Regions from separate parts of the Mus musculus genome. Here region 1 is linked to region 2. Evidence: chromatin loops called from intact Hi-C (ENCODE). Cell type or tissue: heart. All regions are shown on one strand. Each heading gives the region's core, and the rest is flanking DNA. Links, peaks and the distances in the headings are about the cores only. Region 1 overlaps Mapt (microtubule-associated protein tau). Region 2 holds the start of Kansl1 (KAT8 regulatory NSL complex subunit 1).

Region 1 (11,064 bases), core at 1,294-9,293, 130 kb after region 2:
ATTGATGAAAGGCCAATGACACCCAGTGGAGGAAGAAGCCTTCACAGCCCTGCATCTTCTCCTCAGAAAAAGACTCAGGAGAAGCTGGTGAGGGTGAGTCTGCTTCACCCAGGAAGCTCCCATGGTCCTGGATTACCAGTCGGCAAACAGGACCCAGACCAGCTCTATGACCCAGAAGGAGAGCCAGTTGGTGTCTGGACACATAGTCTCCTGAACACTTCAGCCTCTACTGAGAAGAGCGAAGCAACACCAACAGAAGGCAGGCGCACGGCAGAAACCACAGCTGCAGTAAGTGTCTCAGCAAGCATGAGTGAGCAGACAGGACACACTGGGGAAGGGGGGTGGGGGGGACCCGCCAGCCCAAGGGCCCTTCATGTGGCCCAGCAGTAATGTGTGCTCTGGAAAATGACAGTTGCTTTCCTGACAGGACACTCTGAAGGAGACCACCCAGGCAGATGGGGCTCCTGGAAGCCTGTCTCTCTGATCTGTGGTTTTACAGCTTAGCTGGTCACTAGCTGCCACTTGCAGAGTCCCATGGGTCTCCCATACAGACCATGGTCATTCCAGGGGTGAGGAGGCTCATCTGTCCTGGGAGAGGGGTGCCACATGTTCAAGAATCAATAAAGCAAAGTGGTTTCTACGGAGGTCTCAATGGATAAATCCCTCGTTTTCACGGCTGATGGTGTTTTGTGTTATGGGGTGTGTGTGTGTGTGTGTGTGTGTTCTGCTAACAGACCTGATGGAAGAGGAGGGCCATGGCCTCATAAGTCATAAGGGTGTCAGCCTGCCCCTGCAGAGGAGGGTGGGTAAGGAGCAGATAAACCCAAGGACCTCCTGCAAACAGACCCAGAGGCCAGTAGGAGTTCTGGGGCAGGTGATGATGGGAGAGCCCAGGTAGAGTCATTAGAGAGTCAGTACCAGGGGGTATGTTGGGGGACAGGAGATGTTGGAAGCTTGGGATAGCCAGAGAAGAAAGGAATGGGGGAGCAGCTGACTAGGGTACTAGATCCCACAGAGCAGCCCGAGAGAGGAGGCCACAGCCCAGCCAGGAGGTGGAGATGGAGAAGCAGCTTCCCTGCTGCAGTTCCCACCACCCTAGAGAGAGCCAGGAGCAAGTTAGATGGGAAGCCTGGAATCCTACAACCCAAATGCCACCAGTCCCCCTCCCTAAGAAAGCTTTCTCCACAGGTCCATTCTGTAGTCAACAGTGGCCACAGGCCACAGGCCAGGCTATCTTGTGATTCTATATAAGGTCACAGGTTAGCTCAAAGGCTGGCAAACTGCAGTACACCTTAGTTATAAAGTTCCCTGATACCCTAGGCACTGCAGCCTCATCAGACAACCAGCATGTGATCCGAGCTGCCCTGAGAGCTGCCTTTTCCCAACTTCCCCTACAGGAGCATCTGCCCTCTGCAGCCCTTGGGAGCTGGAGCGCTCAGACCCAGCAACAGACCAGACGTGAGCAAAACCAGACACTTCTGGCTTCCCTCCCTAACCACAGCAGCCTGGGCTGGGAAGCTAACGTATCATAAACAACATTACAGAGCCCAGGGACAAGGACGGCGATCTTAAAGATCACCCTTTCCCGCAACCCATATCTTTCTATACGTTGAGAAGGCAACCGGCAGGCAGGGCAGTAACCGCAGTGTAGCCAACAGCCCCGCCTTTCCTTAGGAAGCAAAACAAGTAAGGGAGGTGGCAGGATCGGCCAGCGGGGAGTGGAGGACAGAGGAAAAGGCAGACACGGTGAGTAAGCGTGAGAAGGCAGTAGCCACAGGGCCAGCACTTGCTGCTCTGGGGCCATCGGTCCAAGAGGCAGAAGGCAGGGCAGGTGTCGGGGCCGGAGGCAGGAGCACATTGCAAGAATAAACCCTGTGGGCTCGGCACTTTCAGGAAAGAGAGCCCACCCCTGCATTCCAGCACGCACGCTCGAGAGGTGGAGCCTGCAGCTCAATCAGAGAGCCCAGGTCCGTTCTGGGACTGACCCAGAACAGGGGAGGGGGAGCTGGCAGGGAGAAGCCTGGGGCCACTTTACAAATCCTGCCCTGTTGGGCACCGGCCAGCCAAGAGAACAAAGGGAATCCCTAAGCCCATTGAGGGAACCTAAGAACATCTCTTTGCAGGGACTCGCTGAGGATGTGCGGGGGGGGGGGGGGGGGGGTCCCCAGTGGTGTTTAAAGGAGGAGACATTTAAAACCCCTTCTCTGGCAAACAATGCAGGCAACTGACACCTGTCACCTCGGTGTTAGGCTCTGTGCAACCAGAGTCCCTGTCCTGGGGGGAGGGGAGTGCTAAATTGAACTGGGAATCTTTTCCTCTCTTCAAAGATGAAGGAGACCCAGATGAAAAATGGAGAAGTGGCTAGGGGCCTTTTGGACCTTGACATGAAACAGGAAGTCCTAGTGTCTAGTGGGATCATATGGACTCCCCACTCCCCAACCAACAGAGACTGCCCCAGAGATGAGGGAAGAGGTGTCAGCCCACATCATGGATGCACTGTCTTCAACCCCATTTCCAATATCTACGGGGCTTCTAGGAACACATACATGGTACCATGGGGACCCAGCTACTCAGAGAAGGGCCAGCTGGAACGGGTTGCTCTCCCTACTTTGCTGGGCCATCCATGGAACAGGGAGGGGAGTCTGGGGACAGCAGACACTGTGGGGACACAGGAGGTCCTGAGCCCTAGATGATTTATTCTATGCAATGTCTCACAAGGACACACTCATGACACTTGTTACAGCAAAGGCTGCAGCACACCTCATGGAGACTGCGACAGTACTCACACTGCCTCCACCCGGGACGTGTTTGATATTATCCTTCGAGCCACACTTGGACTGGACGTTGCTAAGATCCAGCTTCTTATTAATTATCTGCACCTTTGATAGCCAAAAAAAAGAGTGAGAGACAACCACACCGGAGCATCGCCCCCTGACCTGTTGGGCTGTGGGGGGAGAGCCAGGTCTGAGCCCTGACTCCTCAGGGGGCTCAGAAGCTGCCTGGGATGGCACCCTGGAAGTCACAAAAGGAATCTGGAAGAGAACATGGCTGGGAACAGGAGGACAGAGCTGGGAGGTCACTAGGTTGGGTGGAGTGACAACTGTAAACAAGGAGTCCCCTGGGTCAAGTGATGAGAAGAAAGATCAACAACAATCCAAACAGACACACCAGTGCAAGGCACCTTATCACAAAGAGCGTCCAAGGCTGGGGAGTGGCAAGGCTAAAGGCTTCAAACCAGATTGTCTTGAGCTGAGCTGGTGGGATGGCTCAGGGAGGGTAAAGAACTTGTCATAAAACCCCACTTCTGCCTTCTGAACACAGTGGCGTGCACATACAATACTTAGTTACTTTAGACTATCCTCTGTTAATTTTAACTTTTTTTTTTAATGCTATTTTGAGGCGGGGTCTCTCTATGTAGCCCTAGCTATGCTGAAATTCAGTAGTAGACCAGGCTAGCCTTGAATTTACAGAAATCCTGTCTTGAAAACCCAAAATAATAACAACAATAATAACAACAACAATAATAACAATAAAATAAGAGGAAGAGGGCACTATTATATTCAGCACCGAGCTTCCCGGAAGCCAATGAGGAAAAAGGAAATGTGACTGATTACATAACTCATGATTTGACAAAGAAAATGGTTTTTGGAGGAAGATGACTGCTAGACACAAATTAATCAGAGGACATTAAGCAATCGCACACGGTCTGAAACATACATAGAGACCCCGCCCTGTGTGTGTGTGTTTCTTATTCTAACCCCACAGGAAAGGAAACAAGCTTTTGTGGTGTTTGGCACTAGATAGATATTTACAAAGCAGACTTGAATTACTGCTAGTGGTCATGTTAAGCCAAAGCGCTCGGGAACACTGAGGTTCAGAGGGGGAGAGGGTGGTGGCTGGCGTTGTGAAACTGGAGCCTGCAATGCCGTTCCCAGCAAAAGCAGCTGGCCCGGTCCACGGCGCTGGGCTTTGGCTCTGACCGGACACTGGAAACATCCTGGAGCGAATGGAGGATGTTTTCAGCTGAGGGCCTTCGATTCAGGAGGAAGTGTTTGTGGGCAGGGAGTGGTCCTGAGAAGCTGGCTGGACCCACTTTAGTTTACACTTCCCAGAGCCATGTCAAACACTAGGTGGACTTTGTTCTACCTCTGTTTGGGCTCAGAACTCTCAGGGAATCCCTTGCTGGCACCAAGCCTCTAGCCCAAGGAGCTCCCAGACTGCTGGTACTAACTGGGCTAGGCCGGGCATCACCTCATTTGGAACATGAACCTGACGTGGCCAGCTGGGGTTCCAGAAAGCCTTTCCTTAGAGTCCAAGAAAGCCTGCCTGTATCCAGTCTAGCCGACCTGCAAAAGGCAATAAGGTGCCGGAGGTCAGGTGCCATTACAGCTACCCTTTCAACAGTGGCAGTAGCTGGGGACGGAGCTCAGATAGTAGAGGACTTTCCCAGGACGCAAAAGGTCCTGGATTTAAGCCCTCACAGTGTATAAAACTGGGTGTGGTGATGCAAACCTGTAGTTTTAGTGCTTGGTGAGAGGACGCAGGAATATCAGAAACTTCAAGGCCATTGTCAACCACGTGAGTTTGAGACCAGTTTGGAATAAATGAACTCCTGTCTTTTAAAAAACAAAACAAGCCGGGCGTGGTGGTGGCGCACGCCTTTAATCCCAGGACTTGGAGGCAGAGGCAGGTGGATTTCTGAGTTTGAGGCCAGCCTGGTCTACAAAGTGAGTTTCAGGACAGCCAGGGCTATACAGAGAAACCCTGTCTTGAAAAAAAAAAACAAAAAAACAAAACAAAAACAAAAAACCAAAACAATACAAACAAACAAAAGGCTTTTTTTTCCTGTGTCAGTGAATATGTTGCATTTAAAATACATGCAACTCCCCCCCCCCGCCCACATACAAATGTTAACATATTTTAAAAACTATTTCAATCTCTGTATAATCAGTGGTGAAGCAGAAGGACAGGCAGACAGAAACAAAAAGAAATGGGCAGAGATGAGAGAAAAAAGACCACCAGTTAGCGGAAAAGACGACTCAGAAAATCGCAATACACTTGCAGAGAAGAAAGCAACAACTGTGAGTGGGCCAAGAACACAGGCTGCTGTCTACAGCGCTCCTCTGCCATCTTGTGGTCACCTGTGGTACTACAACCCCGGCACTCCCAAGGGCTCTTCCAGGTTCTACAAGCTTTGACTGGGGGACTCACAGGTTATGTCCTGCGTGGACCTGGAAAACTTCAGAGGAGCTCTTCATCTGCTTAGTCAACCAGGGGGACAGTAGCTGAAAACTGGTTAGGAAAGAAGTGAAATTCCTTTCTTTCTTTCTTTCTTTCTTTTTTTTTTTTTTTTGGTTTTTTGAGACAGGGTTTCTCTGTATAGCCCTGGCTGTTCTGGAACTCACTCTGTAGACCAGGCTGGCCTCGAACTCAGAAATCCGCCTGCCTCTGCCTCCTGAGTGATGGGATCAAAGGCGTGTGCCACCACACCCGGCAACATTTCTTTCTTTTTTATTTTTATTCTTTTATGAGACAGGGTCTCACTACTTAGCCCTGGCTGCTCTGGAATTTGCTTTGTAGACCAGCCTGGACTTGAACTCAGAAATCTGCCTGCCTCTGCCTCCTGAGTTCTGGCATTAAAGGTCTGCACCACCTTCAATGCCTGACTCTCCTACCTCTACCTCCTGAGTGCTGGGATTACTGGTGGAAGCCACCTTTATCTATCTATCTATCTATCTATCTATCTATCTATCTATCTATCTATCTATCTATCTATCCATCCATCTATCTATCTAAACAGAATCTCAAGTATCCCGGGCTACAGCTTTGGTGACAGTGTCAGGATGGGTCTCGGGCCCCCGAGCCACACCCCTGGCTTGTCTTTCCATCTCTTACTTTACTATCATCTCCTGTTATTTAATGCTTTCTTTCGGTTACAGGTGAATTTCTATAATTTAATGTTTTTTTAATTTGAGGGTGGCCTAGGCTGGTCTTGAACTAACAATTCTGCCTTCAGCTTCCTACATGCTACAGTCCTAGATGACTAGTACGCCTGGTTTCCTCCATTCCAAGAACACACTTCTCCATGAGAAGCCCTGACACACAAGGATCTAAGGTTCCAGGGCCTCTAGTCTCTAGAACAGAGGTTCTCAACCTGTGACTTGAAACCCTTTTGGGGGGAGGGGTCAAATGACCTTTTTCTTTTTTTTCCATAGGGGTCACCTAAGATTTTTGTCAAATGGATATTTACATTACGATTTTTTTTTTTTTTTTTTTTTTTTTTGGTTTTTCGAGACAGGGTCTGCCTCCCGAGTACTGGGATTAAAGGCGTGCGCCACCACTCCCGGCTTTACATTATGATTCTTAACAGTAGCAAAGTTACAGTTTTGTAGTAGCATTGCAAGCAATTTTATGATATGTGGTAGGGGTCACTACAGCATGAGGAAGTGTACTAAAGGGTGCAGCGTTAGGAAGGTTGAGAATTGAGACCCATTGCTCCAGAGGCAGAACGTGAGATCGCACAACAGATCACTGGACAGTAGAGTCTTCTTTTCCTTTCCTATTTTTAAAATTTTTGTTTTTGTTTTTCTTTTTTTTTTTTTAAGAGAATATCTTGATACAAGCCTCCCTGCCTGGCCTGGAATTTGCTACCCATAGAACTTGCTACTCTTGAACTCACAGCAAGTCCTCCTGGGATTACAGGCATGCTCTATCATGCCCTGCTCCAGTGAGTAATTTTTAAAAAACACGGTTTAAACCCTGGTCTCACTGTGAACTCCCCACTCTCTCCTCTCAGATGCTGCACAGGGAGGGGCCGACTCTGGATGGACATGGAAGGCCTAGGGCCGGCCCAGCTGTGTCTGAGCTGAGAAGGTACCTGCGGAACCTGTATATGGGGTCATGGCAGAGACCAAAGGAAGACCCAGGTGCTCAGGACCCCACGGTTTGGGGAGGACCAAAAGCCAGCATGATAAGAAAGCACTGAGCATGAGCCTCAGCCTGGACTGTACCATGGAAACACTCCGGTCCATTCCTGGGGTCACGGTGAGGCTGGGGTAGGCTCTGTCCCTGGGGGTCACGGTGAGGCTGGAGTAGGCTCTGTCCCTGGGGGTCACGGTGAGGCTGGGGTAGGCTCTGTCCCTGGGGGTCACAGTGAGGCTGGGGTAGAGAGCATTAGACATTTAAAAGAACTTCCAAGTAGCTGTTGTCTCCTGGTTCCACACTCCTTCCTGTATTCTCTGGTAAGGCTGTCTGACCGGCTGCATTTCCCTTTAACACAGCCTCACTGTGAAATCTTAGGGTGAAACACGTTCACCGAAGCAACCATGGAAGCCGAGGGGAAAGTCTAAGGCAGAAGAGTAGATGCCTCTCGCATATCTCCTAATCAAGATCTTCCTTCATGTGGAGTCCAGGCTAAACAGACTCCTTGGTCCAACCTGAGGTTGCTAGGATAACATGTGTCACTCTTGCTTAGCTTGATGGAAAATCTAAATGAACCTCAGGACACTCAATGTCTGCAGAGTCCCCTGCAGTCCATTTCTTCAAGGTAAACACCACTCCAGAGGGGTCTGTAGTCTTCAGTACCTTTTTTAAAAAAATTAAATTACATTAATTCATTTGTGCGGATGTGGGTGTATGCTTGTGACACGGTGTGAAGGTCATCAGAGGAGAAACCCTGTTGGAGTCAGTTCTCGCCCTCCACCTTGTAGGTTCTGAGGACCAAACTCAGGTGTTCAGGTTTGGTGGCCAGTGCCTTTAACTGTTGAGCCGTCTCAGGCGCTCTCTCTCTCTCTCTCTCTTTCTCTCTCTCTGTGTGGTTGTGTATGGATGCCTGAGAAGGTCAGGAGAAAGGGTAAGGTGACATGGAGCTGAACAAGCAGGTGTGAGCAGCTTGCAGTGGGTGCTGGGGACAGAACTCTTGCTAAGAGCAAGGGCCCTTGACTTCTCAGTCATCTCTCCAGCCCTGCTTTATTCACTTATTGTGGGGAGGTGAGCGCCTGGAGGTCAGAGGACGGCTCGCGACAACAACGTGGGCCCTGGGAATTGAACTCCGTCGCCAGACTTGGCAGCAAGCACCTTTAGCTCACTGAGCCATCTCACCAGACCCAAGCCCTTTTTAAAAATCTCAGGATGAGGGCTGGTGAGATGGCTCAGTGGGTAAGAGCACCCGACTGCTCTTCCGAAGGTCTGAAGTTCAAATCCCAGCAACCACATGGTGGCTCACAACCATCTGTAACAAGATCTGACGCCCTCTTCTGGAGTGTCTGAAGACAGCTACAGTGTACTTACATATAATAAATAAATAAATCTTAAAAAAAAAAAATCTCAGGATGATGATGACAATGGTGATGACCTGGCTATCCTTGAAATTTGCCTGTGGTGGAGATCGACCTTGAACTTCTTCCACCTCTGCAGTTCTGGGACTACAGGTGTGCTCTACCAGGAAGACCAGGAAGTGTTTATCTGGTGCTGGGGACTGAACCCAAGGCTCCAAGCATGCTAGGCACACACTATTCCTGGAGCCACATCTCTGGCCCTATTCTTCAGACTCTCAGAATTTTGCCTTTCATGGCCAATCATTCTTTTGAGGTAGGGTCTCATTAAACAGACATTTCAGGGATCCAAGATGTCAGCTCAGCTCTCAGAAGCTCCCATCAATGGGTGTTACAGGTCTGGTCCATCAGCCTGGAATAAAAGGCTTATCATAGCTTCTGGAGGCGGCAACGCTGCTCTTTGCTTGAAGGGCTGAGGGCTTGTTAAGACAACTCTCCTGCCCTCTGTTCCATGGTCCTGTCACATCCCATGCTGTCACCCCTGAAGTCCCAAGGCAAGTCACTTTGTCTCCTCTGTAGACAATGGCAAGTCGTCATAGCCCAGCACAGCTCCTGAGATGAGGCTAGCCAAGCCCTTTTTTTCTATGGAACATTGCAGAATGTTGCACTCCCTGTTCGGGCCAGTTCCTGGTACTAATTTGAAAGAACTGCCCAGCCTGGTAAGCCACCCCGCCATGGGCAGGGGCTGACAGGGCAGCCGCCCACGCTGTAGGGTCTTGCAGTTCTGGTGAGTCCTTGATAAGATCCAGAAGCCCAGTTCCATGAAGGCTCAGCACCCTTGGGGCATCATGGGATGCAAATCAAGGAGTCCTAGGGGGAAGTTCCCAGGGGAGAGCTGAGGGAAGGGCGTTCTAGGCAGATGGCGCCCCCTGCAGGTCAGAAAAAGCAAGGCAAGAACCAGAGGTTCCCAAGGAGTGGGCAGCAGAGGTGACATTGAGAAGCCCAAATTGGGGTCGGCAGAGTCATGGAGGTCTCTGGATACAGTGCTTGGGGAGCCACTGTCCAGGACCAGAATGAATGGGAACGGGTGATGCTCTAAGAAGGAAGGGACAGAAGGGACAGGAGCCTGACAGTGGCTGAGAGTCTAGGGTGGCATCTGAGATGGTGGAAAGAGAGGAGGTGGCTGTGTCTGCCTCAGGGTCTCTGACTTGCAGGTACTGTGTGCTGATGGCTACCAAGTCCCTGTGAGCTATACACTTTAACCTAGACGCTGCACAAACCCCACTGTGCAGAGCCAATAGGAAGGCCTAGGGCTCCCCCAACAAAGCACAGTGTTCAGGGAAGGTGCCCACCAGAGCTCTAGTCAATTTCCCTCTAGTGACAAGCCCCAACCTAATTCGACAGTAGGAAGAGTGTCCACTGCTCAGATGGAGGGTAAACATTGGCCCACACTCTGAGGAGCTCCGTTTGCCTGCAGAGGTGTGTTGTCCGAGAAGCACCCAGCCCAAAGACAAAGATGGTAGACTGAGGAATGGTTCACAGCCCCACGCCCCACATATGCCTCCCCTCAGTCCAGCACTGGGTGGGGAAGTGGCATTCTGTGTGTATTCTCATTTACATGTTGATACTTCAACTTCACAACAGGACTGTCTAGAGATAAGGCCTTTATGGTTGTGTTGAAATGAAGTCAGTAGGGTGACCCCAATCCCACGGGCTTGTGCCTTCTAAGATGAGACTGGGACATCCAGGGGTGCACAGAGGAGGACTCGGGAGAAACTCAGGGGTGGGGAGTTAAGCCTGCTGACACCCACATAATCTCTTCTCTGTTGCAGATTCCAGAACCCTGAGTATATGTAGCCTGAGCAACTCTCAGGAGAAAGCGAGGAAGGAGGAGCCTCGACGAGCCTGGGGACAAGAGGTCTACAAATTTCATGACTGCCGTAGAACCAGCTGCTCATATTAAAACCATGAATTTCCCCAGAACCAAGGGTGAAAGCCAAGCCCAACAAGGGCGGTACTTAGCAAAATCCATAGGTCACCATAGGTGGGTCCCTGTAGACAAGTGGCTGTCACCTGCCCAATTAGCAAGGCTAAAGAGGGGAAGGGAGGAGCCAGTGCCTTGGTGGCCCGTGTGCTTCCGGGGTTGGAGGGGTGTGGGGGCAGGGTGGGGGGGAGCAAGTCTGGCTAGGTGGGAGTCTGGCTTCCCAGAAGACCAGCCACACCCTTACCTTGCCACCTCCTGGCTGGTGCTTCAGGTTCTCAGTAGAGCCAATCTTCGACCTGACATTCTTTAGGTCTGGCATGGGCACAGGGGCAGTCTGCAGGCGGCTCTTACTAGCTGATGGTGACTTAGGGGGAGTGCGGACCACTGCCACCTTCTTGGGCTCCCGGGTGGGCGGTGTTGGTAGGGATGGGGTGCGCGAGCGACTGCCAGGCGTTCCGGGAGAGCCGGGGCTGCTGTAGCCGCTTCGTTCTCCGGATTTTGGTGGTTCACCTGGAAAGTCGGGAGAGAGGAAGGGACTGAGGCCACGTGGGGGGCGCGCGGGGTGGGGGCGACGTCTGCAAAGTCCCTGAGGCCACTGGACTGGGAGCCCACTGCCAGGATCCAGAGGGGGCTCTGGGAGAAGACCATGAAGACTATTTGCAGAGAAGCATCACTCCTGCTCTGTCACTTTGATACAATGACAGCTATTTCTTAGGAAGCAACTGAATTCTCATCAGTGCCCCAATATATGACATACCTCTTCCCAGGGGTGATCCACACTCCCTAAGCCCTGAAGTGTCCTTTCCC
Region 2 (11,064 bases), core at 1,547-9,546:
AATCATAAATAAAGAAAAATCCCTCTGTTTTGGAAAAGATGACAGTTTTGTGTATTGTTACATAGTTGTGTTTATTGTGGCAGAAGTATTTCTGATTGTATTACAAAGTTTATTTAAATTAACACTCTGAACCAAGTCCCCCCCCCCCCATAGTGTCTCTTATCCTAGATCGATCACTCTCCCCCCCCACCCCCTTTCGTTTCTCTGTGTAGCCTTGGGTGTCCTAAAACTTTCTGTGTAGACCAAGATAACCTTGATCTCAAGAGATCTGCTGGTCTCTGCCTCCCATGTGCTGGGATTAAAGTTGCCACCCATGTGCTGGGATTAAAGGTGCATATTACCATGCCTAGCCTTTTTGTTCAGTAGCTTGAGACATTTCTTATTCTATCACTGTACTCTTGTGTATACATAGAACCCTAAAATGAAAGGCTTAAGGAAGAGTAGCTCAGTGGGTAGATACACTATTGTATAAGCACAAGGACCTAAGTTGGAACATCCAGCACCTACATAAAAATGTACTGTGTGTCTGGGGTCAAAAACAGGCAGACCTAGGAGTTTGGTGGCTCGGCAGCCTATCCAAAATGGGTGAACTTAAGGTTCAGTGAGAAATCTGTCTCAAAAAATAATGTAAAGTACTGGGCAGTGGTACCTTTAATCCCAGCACTCACTCTGGAGGCAGAGGCAGGTGGATCTCTGAATTTGAGGCCACCGTGGTCTACAGAGTGAGTTTCAGGACAGCCAGGTAGGCTGGGGCAGGTTTTATGTTTTGTTATTGTTTTAGAATTGTCAACTGACTTATGAAAATTATTTATTGATTGATTACGACACAGTTTCATGTATCCCATGCTGGCCTTCAAATCTCTGTGTAGATGATAACTCCTACCTCCACTCAAGTGTTGGGTTTACAGGTTTGGGCCTGTTGTGTCTGGTGTATGTAGTGACAGACTTGGCAGGGATCCTGTACGTGTAAGGTAATCAGTCTGCCAATGATAGAGTCACCCTTTCTGGCTCAGGATGGCCTCAAATTCAGGATTTCTACATTAGACTCCTGGATAGCTGAGATGATAGTGTGCCACTGTGGTGGCTTGGGTTAAATTTTGATGCTATTTTTTGAATTATCCCCAGTTTATTTTTTGTTTTAGAAGTATGTTTAGAGTTAGTGTTTGCAATGTTATTGTTTTGTTTTTGCTATAGCTAATTCATAAGTTGCTTTAGAATTAATTTTTTCTTAATATTAAATCATTTCTATGGTGAGAGAATATATTTATGTAATTCTAGAGCTGGAGTATGAGGAGGAAAATTACCTTAATTTGTTTTTTTTAAGGTGGAGTTTATAAAAGGAAAGCTATACCTTTTTTGGAAACAGCTTTTCATGGAGTACATACTCTAAAATAAGAGAAATTAATCTTTGTTACTATCTTAAGGTGTGAGAAACCTAACTTCACCTGTTTTAAATAATCAAATGTTTTGTTGTTTTGTTTATAGCTGGAATTGCAGAAGTCATGCAGATGTCAGAATTGTTATGATGTAACTGTCATCAGAACGAAGACTCTTGGCAGCTATCCATTCTGTCTGCTTTGATGCTGATAGCCTCCTAAAGAAATAAAATATTTTAATAGTTTAAACTATTTAGTGGCAGTGGGGGCGGTGCTTATTTTTTTTTTCCCATCTCATATTAAGATGAATGGTTTCTTCTTGGTTCTTTCAGAGTCTTCCTAGGTAGCTTCCACTCTTACCTCATGCTCAGTCCTAACTAGTCCCAAGTAAAAATATTTGCCCAGGATAGAATGGATATTGAGCACATCAATTATGACTGTTCTAATAGGTTATAAATGTGGATTTTGTTTGTTTGTTTGAAGCAAGATCTCACTGTGTGGTACTTGATGGTTTGGAACTCACTATGTAGACCAGGGTAGCCTGGTAATTTGTCGGTAATCCTCCTGCTTTTGCAACCCAAATGCTGTGATCATAGATATGTGCTACCTTGTTTGTGTTTGCTTGTGTGTTTTTTGAGGCAGGATTCTCTGTAAAGTCCTAGCTATCCTGGAAGCTCTGTAGACCAGGCTGGCTTCAAACTCAGAAATCTGGCCCCTCTGCCTGCCAAGTGCTGGGTGTGATCAACATCCTGAACCATCAAGCTCAGCTTTGTGTGCATGTTTTAATCAGCCTTATCATGCATTGTTTCTCTGGGGGAATTTTGTTTTTTTCTGTGTTTTAGCATTCCCCCAATTCTGGGCTCCATGTCTTGTCTTCCCTCTTTACTTTGTGTACCAGCAAGCATTTGGATTTTATATGACTGTAGCTGGTCTAGAAAGTCTATGTGTTGATGTATAGCTAAGGATGACCTTGAATGCCTGATCTCTCCGGATCCACCTTGGGATTGATAGAATTTGAGAAGTTGTCACCAAGCCTGTCTCTAGAGGAGGTTCTTAGGTTTTTTTTTTTTTGGTTTTCGAGACAGGGTTTCTTCATGTCTGACTTAGACCGAAGTCTTTTTTTTTTTTTTTTTTTTTAAGACCGGAAGTCTTTAAAGAAATACATTTCTTTTTCAAAACCTCCTCTGTGGGCGTGGTGGCACACACCTTTAATCGGAGGCAGAGGCAGGCGGATCTCACAGTTCAAGGCCAGCCTAGTCTACAGGGAGAGGACAGCTAGGGGTACATGAGAAACTCTGTCTTATGTATAGATTTTTGTCAGTAGTTGCTCACTTTGAATGCAGTTGTTCATAAACTTGGTACTTAGTTTTGTTGTTGTTTTGTGTTTTTGTATTTTTATTTTTTTATTATTGGACTGGTTATACTGAGATTCAGGAACTCTGGATTTTCATGCTTTCCCCACCCCCACTGAAATGCTGGAATTGAATGCATGTGTCAATATGCTTGAGTTAGGTAGTGAAGTTTCTGTTGTGGTTTTTTTGTTTGTTTGTTTGTTTTGTTTTTGTTTTTTGAGACAGGGTTTCTCTGTGTAGCTCTGGCTGTCCTGGAACTCACTCTGTAGACCAGGCTGGCCTCGAACTCAGAAATCTGCCTGAGTGTCTATACCCAGCTGTCACAGAACTCAGTATGTAGAACAGGCTGGCCTTGAACTCACAGAGTTCTCCTGCATCTCTTTTCCTAGTGCTGAAATTATAAATGGCATGCAGCACCATGACTGTGTAGATAGTCAAGATTTTAAGAGTTTGGATAGTTAATAACATTGTTATAAAGAGTTTCTTTCACTAATATTTAAGAAATTAAATTTAAGAATATTGTAGAAAGCTTTGCCTTATTTTCATTCAGCTAATTTAGATTTTGTTATCTTCAGATTAGGGCTCTAGGTCACCATCTGTTGGTCCTGTAATTATGTATAAACATCCTCTGTGGCATTACTGTTTATGTGAATATATATGCTCTCTCTCTCGCGCACACACACACACATACATACACACACATGCAAACACACAATCTTACCTGTATTATAAGTTAAAAAGCCCAAACTATTGATCTTTTTTGGATGCATATGTAAATATGTATACATCTATCAGTTTATCCCTGTGTATTGACTCTATGTTGTCTCCTGCCTTTGATATTTGAAAACCAAGATCATGTTTGAGAGTGTAATTTTAAAAATGCAGATGGAAATTCAAGAGAAATATAGATGCAGATACTGCAGAAACTTGTTGAGTTAGAGACTTTGTGGGCTAATGAAAACTGGTCTATAACAATAGTTTTTTTTTTTTGAGGAGCTGAAGTGACACATAACACCGGATACTGGTTTGGTAAACCACACAAAGTATTGAGCATTTTACATCTTCCTTTTGGTAGACTCTACTCTTCTCATCTGCTGAGCTTGGTGATTTAGTTGTTGGAACAAGTTTTATGCTATTTGATTTTGGTGAGTCCTAATAATCTTTGGACATGGTTAGCTTTAAAGGGTGGTGGATTTGTACTGTGTAATGTGTCACTTTGCGTTATATTAAGTTTTCTAAGTCCAGAAAATGTTCTCTGATATTAAACCTTATTTGGGAGGAAGGAACCGATATCGTGCTGACAAACTAGAGTCAAGAGTAATTAGGTGCCACTACTTTTAAGTCAACGCTGGTAAGAACATGACAGGTTTGCTTTTGTTGTTCATTGTTAAACTTTTAGCGGGTCTGTGAACTTTAATTTGGTAGTAGCAGGAAACAAAAAAATTACTGTGTAATGAATGCGTTTTTGCCTATTTTGGCGGATCTGACAAATCAAGAAGCCTAAAACAACACGCGGGCTTAACGAAAACTACAGTTCCCAGCGGGCCCGGCGCTGGTGGGCCATCATTTCCCCTCTAGCTCCCAGCTGCCCCTGCCCGGGCTAGCCCCGAGTCGGTCCTAGCTCGCGCCTGCGCAATGGCGTCCGCTTATTTTTTGGTTTGGCGGCTGCAGAGCGTGGCGCTAGGGCTAGCAGCCAGCCGTGTGCTGCAGTGTACAGAGCAGGGTGTAGGACAAAGGGCGGGTGGCAGGGACCGCGTCACTGGTCAGGGAGCTTCCTGCCCGTCTCAGAGCACGGTTGGCCCTGGGGTAGTGTGGCCGCAGCAGCTTCTTCATTCACTGCACACACAGTTCTTCGCTCACGTCCTCTAGCTCTGCTGTGTCAGTCCGCCCTCCCCTCAAACCGGCGCGCAGCACCGCCAGCCACAGAGCCGAGGGAATGTGACGGCATCAGCGCCTCAGGTTAGCCTCACCTCGATCGAAGCGAGGGCCCCGCGTCGCTTGCCGCAGTGCCGCGTGTCGCTGCCGCACGTATCAGGCACCAGGCACCGGTTTCCGCAAACAGAGGCGCAGAAGCAGCGGCCGCGGCTAGGAGCCATGACTGAGGCGGCGGCGGCCGCGCCTCCTGGCAGCCCGCGGGGGCGGCGAGGCGGGCGCCCCCTGGCGGCGCGCCGGGGCGGAGCGGCCCGCCGCAGCCGCAGCCGGCGGAGGCGCTGCTGTCCCTCCTCCCCGTGTCCCCGGCACTCGCCCGCTCGCTTGCTCGCTCCATTCTCCCTCCGCTTCAGATTAAAGGGGGGGAGGGAAAAGGAGCTCGGCCGCCATTTTCCCAGTGCCGCCGCCGCCACCGCCACCGCTCGCTGAGCCGGCGGGAGAACCAAGCGCCGTAGCGAAGCCGACTCGTCTCGCCGCGGCGGCTTGGGGGGCGGCCGAAGTGCGCTCCCCGGCCGGGAAGAAGCTCCCGGGGTGGCGGCCGGGGTGCGGGCGCGGGCTGCAGACGGCGGCGCTTGTTTGTGCGGGGCGGGGGGGGCAGCTTTACCCTCTGCCCCCGCCCGCCCGGGGCTGCGGTCCCCGCCGTGCCCAGGCCGGGTCGGAACGGAGGAAGGCCGGAGAAAGGGCCCGAAAGAGAAGAAAAAGCAGCCGCTCCCCGCCGCCGCCGCCTTCCCCTCCCCCTCCGCCTCGCCCCCCCGCCCGGAAAGTCAGGGCGGCTCCGGGCGCCGGGGGGGAGGAGAGCGGCGGGCCGGGCCGGAGCAGCAGCCGCGCGCCCCCGCCCGCTGGTCCTCGGCGCCCAGGCCGGGGGGCTGTTTGCAAACTGCGCCCATTTTGTGGGGCCGAATCCGCCCGGGCTACGCTCCTCCATCACGTGGTAGGTGCTGCTGCTGCTCCTTTCCTCCTCCTCCCGCTGCCCTTTCTCCTTCTCCTCGCTCTCCCTGTGGTTCCCATTTCTCCCTCTCTTTGTTAGTTGTAACTAGAAAGGCTGGGCAGGGGAAGAAAAATCCCCGGAACTTTAAATGGCCTCTCCGGGCTTCCCCGCTGCGGGTCCGGGCTGGGAGTCGCCCCAAGGGCGGGGGTGTGCGGGGGCCCTTCCCCACCAGCTGCCGCCTCGTTCGCTGGGCTTTCCTTTGGCGTTCTATTTAAAAAGGCGGCCTGGAGAACCTGGTTTATTTCCGAAAAAAAAAAAAAAAAAAAGCAAAAACAAAAAGACCAAAAACAAACTCTTGCTCTCGCCTTGAACTTCTCTTGACTGCAAAAGGTCTTTCTTTGCTCAAACACATCTTGCATGTCTGTCTCACGGTTTGTATCACAACTCTGATTGTTAACATTTTTTGTTGCTTAAATATTGAGGTCATTTGCGTTTTCGGATCTAGTCTCAGGCAGCCCTTTTTTTCAACTAAAGAGGAAGAGGCATTTATTTGCTTTTAAGTGAGTTGGAATCTTACTGCTTTTGGGGGGGCCTGTTTTCGGACTGACGGCCTTTGATTCTCAGCAAATAGTTTATAATTGTTTTCCGTATTGTAAACAATCTTACTCCCATGTTTTACCTAGAAATCCTTTTGTTTTCCAATGTTGGAATCCCAATGTGGATTTTTAGAGAAACTCGTTACTTAACTATTGCTTATTGATTGCCTTAGGGGAAAAGGGGTGACATGATGGCGCCACTTTAAATTGCTCTTTCCTCCGCCTGTTTTTTCCTCCTTTATCCTGGAGGTCACTGGAGCATTTTCCGTGACCTATTAATAAAACCGCACTTGAGGGTGTTAGCTGTACAACTCTTAGGGGTTAGAATTTGGTACCTTAAAGATTGAGAAACCCGAATCCTGCAGTCCCCAAAGTTAAGAGAAATCTCGCTAGTCCTCCAACCTAGCTTTCCTCCCCTCCATTCACAATCCTGGTGTTGCCATATCCTTCGTCACGTGGCTAGCAATCATTGTGGGGTTTTGTTTGTTTGTTTGGGGGGGTGTATGTTAATATTTTAAGCTGTAGCCAAGTAAGTGTCCCTCTGCCCATTAGAGAGATCACAATGCTCTAGGGTTTTTTTTTTTTAATACATTCGGAGAACATTTTAAAATAAACGATAAAATTACATAATCCTTGCCTTGCATAATCATGATATAGTTACAGAACTTCTTCTCAAAAGTACTTTCAATCAAGTAGGAAAATCGTTATATTAAAATGATTTCTGTTTCTTAGACTGGTCTGCAGTTTATATTTCCCACCCCACCTCCCTTTTTTGTTTTTGTTTTTAAGGTCATTTGAAGTACCAGTATTTACAAAAGCATAAAGTGGGCGTGTTTCCCTTTCCTCTCTTCTATGGGCTGTACTTGGTTTCTTGTCTTATTCTCCTACCAATTTAGAAATTTTCAATTAACTGCAGCTGTTGTCAGTTGAGACTTTTTTTTTTTTTTCTTCTGACAGTGGATACTTTTGATGTGTTTCTTTGTTGCATTTTTGATAGAGAAGTTTTTAATTCTAGTTTTCCAATCTTCTTACTTGGTTGTTATAACTTCTTGTAAATATTAACTATAAAATGCTAAAGTACATTTTTTTCTTTTTCTAGGTAAGTTACTAGCTTCAAAAAGTAAATATAAAATGTAATTCTTGAGTATGATTGATCTGTTTTCTCCTGATGTATGTTATCAATGGCTTGGGCCATTTTCTTTGCTAACAGTTACATCATGTCATGTGATAGGTGCAGTGTGATGTGTTGCTCTAAAAATATTGCGAGGTAAAAATGCTCATCCTTTGGAAATTTAAACAATGTATTGTAACTATTTGGTAACGACCCTTAGTCATGGAATCCTGAATTAGATTTCCACTAGGTTTAGCCAACCAAGTGTACAGTTCTTTTGACCTTTAGAATATTTGATTTGATTTGTTAGTGACCTCAGAACTTGAGGTGGTTTGACATTATTTTTGAAGTGTGATCTACTTGGAACCATTAACAATCACATAGATTCTTAAAATCTTTATTCTGATGAAGGTAGTTATTTAATTAAGTGTATGTGATGATTTGTTTCTGTACACAAAAGTCATCAGTTCTATGCAGATTTTGAGATAAATTGGAGGTTTGGTTTTCCTACCTATAGGAATCTGCAAGTATTGGGTTGCTGCATCTTTCATGAAAACCCAATTCAGACCAGTAGTGTCTTGACTTTCATGTTCATGTAATATTAAATCTGCAGAGCACTCTTTGATTTTTAGATAATTTACTGTCCTGTTAAGGAAAATTCTGGAAGCTAGAAAACAGTTTAATTTATTTGAACTTTAAGGTGAGAAGAAAGAATATTGTATTTTTTTTTCTCCTTCAGATACCACCAATGTCTTTTTTTCTCTAGTAATGCTACACTGTAATCAGTGTTTCTGTATAGTATAGCCCCTGGATTTTGACCAAATCTAGTTTGGCCACAGATTTTAATTACTTTTACAGTGAACAAATTTGGGGTTTGCTGTGTTTGATATGAGCTATTTTATGTGATCTGTAAACAAGGCTTTTGTAGGTGGTGATGCCTATTTTCAAAGGCATTTTAGTATTGAGTTGTTGTAGCTGTGAGTGAAATTGTTCCCTTAGTTTAGAAAAATAATTTTTCAAAATGCTCTTTAAAACATTATATTGTACAGAGAAAGCTTTGGGTTTAAATGGTGTGTTTTCCTATTCATTTTCTTTGGGTGGGGGTGGAAGGTTCCTAGGCCTCATCTTTCCCACCACCTTGTTTTGGTGAGGCAATTAAGACAGAAATGAAAGTGTCTTTCTGGAAATTTTTTTGTGTATTGTATATATACAGAGAGAGAGTGTGTGTGTATTGTATTGTATTGCCTCTAGTTCTAAGACCTGTCTATTTCTTGATCTAGATGGAAAGAAATAGTGTAGATTAAGTATAACTAGCAGTTATCTCTGGTTATTTCTATGACCCACAATTCTCTTCTCAATCTATATATAACACTCAAAAGATAGTACTTCCTATCTCTTCTGGCAGACTTGAAATGTTGATGCCCTCTACTTACAGTACTTTCCTAATTTCTATTGTCTTTTGTTGTTCACCTCAGTTTTTGAGCTTGCATTTTGAGAAATGGAAGTACCAAGAAGAGTCCTAATTTTGTCTGAATTTCTACACTCTGGTAGTAATGTTTTTGCACAACTTTAGTGTCTGTAAACTACTATAGAGTTTATTAGGTTTGAAACTATAACTATGTCTGTTCAAGTTGAAAAATAATTCTTCCTGTAGATTCTTTTTAAAAACTGGAAAAAAAAAGGTTTTGTTTTGTTTTTTTAAGATAAAGGGAAATGGTCCAAATCTTGTTTGCACTAGGATAGCAGGCCAGGTGTTGGGGCATTTTATTTGAGACATCTGCACTGTACTCTGTAAAGAGAGCAAGAAAAGGACACTAATGTAAAATATCCTTCCTGAGACCAGAACAGCCTAACTCATGAAGGAAGGAGCTTATTTAAAATGAAGAAAAGAGGACAAAGACAGGTCGTTTACAACTAAATAGTGGAGAAAGTGCTCTGGCGTTATGTTTATGTTTAGTCACAGGTCTGGCCCTTTGTGTGTAGGCTATTGGAAAGCCTTAGCTAGATAATAGTAGTGGCTTACCAAAAAGCTTGGAGTCAAAAGTACAGTAGATTATTTTATTTAATTTATTTGTTTACTTTGGTTAAGCTTTTTCTAATTTTTGGTAGGGTAAAGGTGAAGCCAAAATGTAAAGTGGAAACCAAGTTCCCCAAATTAGAGAGCATAGCTCGCAGGTGAATGAAAAACAAACTTGGAAGCCAATTGGAATGGCACATACCTTTAATCCCAGTATGGGCAGTGGATCTCTGAGTTTGAGGCCTACATGGTCTATGTAGTAAGTTCCAGGACAGCCAGAGCTACAAAGTGAGACCTGTCTTTTTTAAAAAAAAAAAAAAAACTTGAATGAATAGTCTGCTTGAAAAATTTAATGATTGTATATGAAGATTTTAATGACTAGTATAAATTTTTATGAACCAAGTGAGTTTGTTTTTTCATGATTGAAGGGGACATTTTAAGTGTTTTTTTTCTTCAGATTTTCAAAAATATGTATTTATTAGTTATTTGTATGTGTGTCTACATGTGAGTGTGTAAGAGAGTGTAGATGCCCAAGGAGGCCAGAGGCATCAGGTCTCCTGCAGCAGGAATTATGGGTGGTGTGAGCTGCCTGATATGGGTGCTGGGAACTGTAAGTGGTCTTAATGGCTGAGCTGTCTCTTCCCTCTTTAAACTTTAATCCTCTGTTGGCTAACTCTGTTTTGGCAAATGCTAATTGTTTAATAAAAGTTGCATCTTGTTAGTGGTGCTAAGCTGTAATACCAACCCTTAGTTCTTCAAAACATCGTCTATTAGGCAGGCCTGCAACTCACTACCAGTAACTTAAGAACCTTGCGTCAGCCTTCTGGGTGGTGGGGTTATATCGTGTATGCCAACATTCCCTACATAAAATTTTTTTCTACAAATCTTTTTAAGATTTCAAACTAACTTCATAGAAATTTAGGATTTGAATGATTTCTACCACAGAATTATTTATACAATTACTGGCTCTGAATTTGTTTTCTAGGGTCTTGTATTTAAATTTCTTCTCTAAATGATGGAGTCAGAATGCAAAGTTGAGCTAAATTCAGTGTAATATTTTGTTACTGTACATTGTTACTTGAACCAGAAATTTGAACAGACATTTTAGTTAAAAATTTAAATATAGTAGATTTTGTTCTTGTTTGGAAAAAGGGCCATGAACTTGATGAGGTTCCTCACCTTTTAGTTTCTTCTAAAAAAAAAAAAAAAAAAACCCAACAAAACAGCAGTTTAAGGTCAGACCTGGTTAAATTCAGTTGGAGGGGAAATGTTGAGGAATAACATGGTTGAGTAACAATTTTGTTAACGGATACCCACATTCTCTCATTACTTTTGTTTGGCTTTTATGGACTACTTGTTAGTACTAGAGGGTCTGAGGGATTGGGACTGATTGGTTTCTGAGTTTTTAGCATTTACTAGTGCAGAGATTTTTTAGAAGTGGGGGAGGGGGGAGGAAGGGGAGAGTCTAGATTAGTAGAATGCTTGCTTAGCACTTGTCAGGTCCTGGGTAGGATCTCTAGACACACGCACATGCACCCAAACTCACAAAGATACATTTTAAGTCTTGAGAGTTTGACTCTGCTGTTTATATGTGGAGAATAGGGACTATATATAGACCTTAAATATGTGTGCATGTGTATACTTGTACTTTTTGTAGTTGGTAATTTATTCCACACTATCTGGTCTTGGGCTTGTCAATAGAACAAAAGAAGGCTACTAGTATAAATTTTTACCATTTCTCTGGCATTGGAAAAT

What was found. Hi-C counts contacts between places; a loop is a spot of excess contacts. Peaks named below come from ENCODE experiments on the same cell type or tissue, not always from the same donor. Only the 100,000 strongest peaks of a DNase experiment are listed, where the experiment ranks them.
Region 1: a loop joins it to region 2, with 2.2 times the contacts of the local background. A loop is called at or near these places in 15 of 42 quality-filtered maps.

Annotation. Positions count from the first base shown.
Region 1 is chr11:104,309,972-104,321,035 of GRCm38, reverse strand. It overlaps Mapt (microtubule-associated protein tau), which reads right to left. Exons shown (of 12, transcript NM_001038609.2): 8 at 10,502-10,767; 9 at 2,787-2,879. Among named protein-coding and RNA genes, the nearest start is that of Mapt, 84 kb to the right of the region's middle. In heart, for the core only: CTCF peaks have their summits at 1,402, 5,141 (motif pointing left) and 9,207 (motif pointing left); DNase peaks (open chromatin) are centred at 1,865, 3,955 and 5,145; H3K4me3 peaks cover 1,013 bases; H3K27ac peaks cover 1,018 bases; H3K27me3 peaks cover 322 bases.
Region 2 is chr11:104,436,249-104,447,312 of GRCm38, reverse strand. It overlaps Kansl1 (KAT8 regulatory NSL complex subunit 1), which reads left to right and starts at 4,993. Exons shown (of 15, transcript NM_001372459.1): 1 at 4,993-5,588. In heart, for the core only: CTCF peaks have their summits at 4,746 and 4,950; DNase peaks (open chromatin) are centred at 4,392, 4,922 and 5,592; H3K4me3 peaks cover 4,726 bases; H3K27ac peaks cover 3,159 bases.